2 separate regions of the Homo sapiens genome follow, and region 1 is linked to region 2. A link is an interaction called in ENCODE POLR2A ChIA-PET data of the cell type or tissue named here. Cell type or tissue: endothelial cell of umbilical vein. All regions are shown on one strand.

Region 1 (2,500 bases), 200 kb after region 2:
TATGGAGGAACAAAGGAAGTAAAAAATCTGATCTGGGATGTAGATTTCTCCATCAGTCGACTTTAAGGTGGGCAGTGTCTTTGCAGCATCTTTATCTGCACTCAGTTTTTCAGAGCTTAACACACTGGAAAGTGTAGCAGTTCTTGAAGCCACTAAATAAATCACTAGATTTAGGAAGTGCAGAGCCAGGCAAGACGTGTGAACAGGTGAAGCAGGCTGGGCATGAGCGAGGCCTGTTCTAAGCGTGCTGCCACTGCTCTGTTCTCGTCCATGGCTGCCCTGCAGAAATGTCAGCCTGGAGTTGCTCAGTTATCCAGTTTCCAGGACTGGCTGGATGTTTGCATTTTTGTGTGAAGCCTTCTGAGTTTTTAATGTTGGCAACCAACTAATATTTTTAAAAAGCAAACACTGTGAAGACCTAATAAATTGCTTCTGCAGCCCCGTTTCATCTGCGGGGTGCCAGTTTGCATTTGCAGCCTAGATTATGAAGAGTTGATACGTTTCACAGAGCAAAAAAAAAAAATTGTATGTATTTATTTCTGAAGAGTGACTGATCAAGTAAGTAATGTACTAGCAAGAAATGTATAAATGTAAGAAAGGGTCGTGGCTTGCCCAGGGACCTCATCTCGCCTAGAAATGCCTTATGAGACTCCTGTCCTCTGTCCCCACGCTGTCCCCACGCTGTCCCCACGGAAAACCATTTAACAGCCATCGGTGATCTCAGCAGAGCCACTGGCAGCCCATTTTCATTAACTTGAGCACTTATGGCTAAGTTTGCAGATTAGTATCAGAGAATAGCAAAATTTTAATTTATTGACTGTTGATTTAATTTTATTTGTTAAAACTTAATTCTCTGGATACAAACCACCCTAGAGCAGGCCTCATTTTTATAGGTTTTCCAGAATCAGTTGTGCTATTAGTGAAAGCTAGCCTTTGTTGTTTCAAATGCTTAAAACACCATGGAAATTATTAACTCCGAGAGCCTCAGATGGAGCTTTGGCACGTGGCCAGAACTTCCTTCCTCTGACTTGTGTTTAGACCATTAGAGCAAGAGTTTAATTAATTTTTTGATTAAGCAAAATCATTACAGACAATATTCAGGTAGGCTGTAAAATGAGAAATGCTCTTTCCTGAAACTTGCCCTATTTAGGATTGGAAAGTTCAAGGGATTAGTACCAAGGGGGCGGAATTTTTCAGCTTCAGATCAGATTCTAATCTGCCCCCAAAGTAATTGACCCCAGAGTCATCATTATGAGAAGGCTGGTTGGGCCTTTGGAATTAGTCACAGTTGTCAGGGAAGAAGGCGATTCCAGTTCAGAGTAATTGAAGGTCAGATAGGATTGCTCTCCCGCCCTTGGGTCTGGGCCATATTTGACAAACCCCTTGTTTTCTTTGCCGAGGGGAATGGAAGACTGATCAGAGCAACTCTTTTCTAGCATATTAGCTTGGACCTCAACAGGGTAATGCTAGAAGCTGTGAATGAACACTTAGGGGAAAAGTGAAACCACTAACAGACTATCAGAAGAGCAGAGATAAGGCTTTCCTTGTCAGGTGGCACTGATAAAAGGTTCACCTACATTTACTTTGGTGCCTGTGGTGAAGAGCCATTGGTTGCATTTTCAAAGTCCACAATTTTTCTCTGCTCTACACCTTTGCCAAATAAGATTTTATTTATTTACCTTTAAATGACATGGGAAGGATGTCGTTTTAATCTCTTCAATCACTGTCTTTTATTTTTATTTTTCTGAGACAGAATCTTCCTCTGTCATCCAGGCCCGAGGGCAGTGGTGCAATCATGGCTCACTACAGCCTCTACCTCCTAGGCTCAGGTGATCCCCCCCACCTCAGCCTTCTGAGTATCTGGGACTACAGGCACATGCCACCATGCCCAGCTAGTTTTTTTTATTTTTTATTTTGTAGAGATGGAGTTTTTCCATGTTGCCTAGGCTGGTCTTGAACTCCAGGGCTCAAGCAATCCACTTGCCTCAGCATCCCAAAATGCTGGGATTACAGGCGTGAGCCACTGTGTCCGGCGTCACTGTCTTTAAAAGGCAGTTTAGCATCGTGGGTAGAGAGCCTTGGGATAAGATTGTCTGGGATCATATCCCTGCACCACCACATACGTAACTGTGCCACTGTAAGGCAAGCAATGTCCTCTAAGGTAAAATGGGAATAATAATACCTACCTTGTGGGGTTGTGGGGAGATATGAGAAAATGCAAAAATAAAGTGCTTAGCACAAAGTACTTGGATAAGTGCTTCCCAGATACTGGGATAAGTGCTTCCTAGGTACTTGTTCCTGTTATAAATATGACTATTAGAAGCAAAGGAGCAGGAAGGTACTACCAGATGGTCCTGGGCAGCCATGGAGTTACAGCCACAGAGAAGAGGACAAAATGGGCTAAGAGTAAGAAAGAACAAAGAGACTGCATAGAAAAGCTTAACCTTGACCCCCATATCAAACATTAAAAAAGAAAAAAGCTGGCATGATTAATCCCCAA
Region 2 (2,500 bases):
GTGCCACTCAGTGACTGTTACCTTGGGCAAGATACTTAAACTCTCTGAACCTGTTTCCTCACCAATAAGATGGGATTGCCCTCACTGCTAAATGAAGTAATGAACATAATACATTTAGTGTAGTAAGATACCAATAAAGGTTCTTTTTAAAATTAATAATAGTAGTAAGGCTGGGCGCGGTGGCTCACACCTGTAATCCGAGCACTTTGGGATGCCAAGGAGGGCGGACTGCTTGAGCCCAGGAGTTTTCAAGACCAGCCTGGGCAACATGGCAAAATCCTGTCTCTAAACAACTAAAAAATGTTAGCCAGGCTGGGCGTGGTGGCTCACGCCCGTAACCCCAGCACTTTGGGAGGCCAAGGCAGGTGGATCACCTGAGGTCAGGAGTTCGAGACCATCCTGGCCAACATGGTGAAATCCCGTCTCTACTAAAAATACAAAAATTAGCCAGGCGTGGTGGTGGGCACCTGTAATCTCAGCTACTCAGGAGACTGAGGGAGGAGAATCACTTGAACCTGGGAGGCAGAAGTTGCAGTGAGCTGAGATCATGCCATTGCACTCCAGCCTGGGCGACAAGAAGGAGACTCTGTCTCAAAAAAAAAAAAAAAAGAAATTATCCAGGCGTGGTGGCACGCGCTTGTAGTCCCAGCTACTCAGGAGGCTGAGGTGGGAGGACTGCTTAAGCCCAGGAGGTAGAGGTTACATTGAGCTGAAATCGTACCACTGTACTTCAGCCTGGGTGACACAGCAAGACCCTCCCTCAAAACAAAATAATAATAACAATAGCAAGAACAAACTTCAAATGTCTTAGTCAATCAAAGACTTCAAAATCTGGTACCAATAAACCACTTAAGCCTCAACCTCACACACCCTGTCTATCTGTCAAAAAAATCATAGCTGGAGTCTGCCCATCTGTGTCTTTGGTCCTGTAATTCACTGTAGAAAAATGTCCCACCCCTCTATCCCAACCCTCACTCCATTCATGTTTAATGCCCGCCCATCCTTTGTTGCCCGGCTTAATATGCCTTCTCCGTAAGTTTTTCTACTCATGACATCACCTCCCACCACAATAAACTTCATCTGTGGTCCCATGGCACTTTAAAACAGCACCTCATCTATTCTTTATAGTGCACTCATTCAACATGCTTTTGTGATGAAAGACACATCTGTTTTCTGACAGATGTTTCACTTTGTGTTGGGGATGCTGGGGTCAACGAGAAAGTCCCTACCCACAATCTAGCAGCGGAGTTAGGCATAAAATAAATCATTACTGTCACATTGTGAAATATATATTTGGTCTTTGACCCTGTTTCCTGGCATACAACCCCTAAAATCCTCAGAAATGCCAAAGTGATGTCTTTTGCATGCTAATGAGTTGACTGGTAGCTGGCAGCCCCCAGGCAGCTTCTAGATGGAGCTGGTCACCAGAAAAAAACAAGGCAGGATTAGAGGGTCCAGCTTTCAGCCCAGAAAGAGGAGAGGGAAGAGAGGCTGAAGGTTAAGTTGATCACCAATGGCCAATGATTTAATCAATCATGCTTACATAATGAAGCTTCCATAAAAACCCAAAAGGACCAGCTTCAGATAACTGAACATGTGGAGGCAGACAAGATGGTGAACAAGAACTCATCCACCCACTGGGAGGATAGTGGGCCCCAACTCCATAGGAACAGAAGCTCCTACACTCAAGACCCTTCCAGACCTCACCCTGTGTATCTCCTCCTCTGGTTATCTGTATCCTTTGTAATATCCTTTATAATAAATGGGTAAACATGCTTCCCTGAGTTGTGTGAGCCACTCTAGCAAATTAATCCAACCCAAAGAGGTGGTCATAGGAATCCAAACTTAAAGCCAGTCAGTCAGACGTTCCAGAGGCCCAGACTGGTGTGTCAGGTGGGAGGTGGGGCATTCTTGGGGGCTGAGCCTCCAATCTGTGGGATCTAATACTATCACCAGTTAAACATTAAAATAGAAGATACCCAGCTGTTGTCTGCTGCAGAATTGATTGCTTGCTTGGTGATGGGGAGAATTTCCCCCACCCCGTTTGTCACAGAAATCTGTGTTGACTGCTGTTGAGTGAGAGACTAGAAAAAGCACTTTGAGTTTGTTTTTTTCCACAATCAGAATTATCCAAATAATTTCTGCATTAGAACTGTGATAAGCATCCTAAACAAAACAGATAAAAATACAAATGGGATTACTTCTGCTATCCTGAGACCTAGATTAAAGACAAGCCTGTTTCACATGGAACCTCCAGAGCATATGTAATAAATGTTCGTTAGAGTCAATCAAATTATCTTTTCTATTAAAAGTTAACTCATTTGAGAGTAGGGACCTTGCCTCAGACAGCAGAGATGTAGTCAAAAAATAAGATACGACTGGTTGCAGCTATTGCTTGTTGACTTACCAGCTATATAACTTAAGCCGACTTCTCTGATTTCAGATTCTTCATGTGAATAAGAGAATAAGCCTTTAGAAACTGTTAAAAGTACTATATACA

The links. ChIA-PET counts read pairs that join two places held together with the same protein. Peaks named below come from ENCODE experiments on the same cell type or tissue, not always from the same donor. Only the 100,000 strongest peaks of a DNase experiment are listed, where the experiment ranks them.
Region 1: POLR2A ChIA-PET joins it to region 2 with 5 read pairs; 2 of 35 experiments call an interaction of 5 or more read pairs at or near these places.

The regions. Positions count from the first base shown.
Region 1 is chr3:4,354,603-4,357,102 of GRCh38, reverse strand. It overlaps a transcript of SUMF1 not described here. Among named protein-coding and RNA genes, the nearest start is that of SETMAR, 52 kb to the right of the region's middle. In endothelial cell of umbilical vein, no CTCF peak of the experiment used is centred here; DNase peaks (open chromatin) are centred at 1,022 and 1,262; H3K27ac peaks cover 399 bases.
Region 2 is chr3:4,551,711-4,554,210 of GRCh38, reverse strand. The region is part of intron 4 of ITPR1 (inositol 1,4,5-trisphosphate receptor type 1); the gene reads right to left. Among named protein-coding and RNA genes, the nearest start is that of ITPR1, 60 kb to the right of the region's middle. In endothelial cell of umbilical vein, no CTCF peak of the experiment used is centred here; no DNase peak of the experiment used is centred here.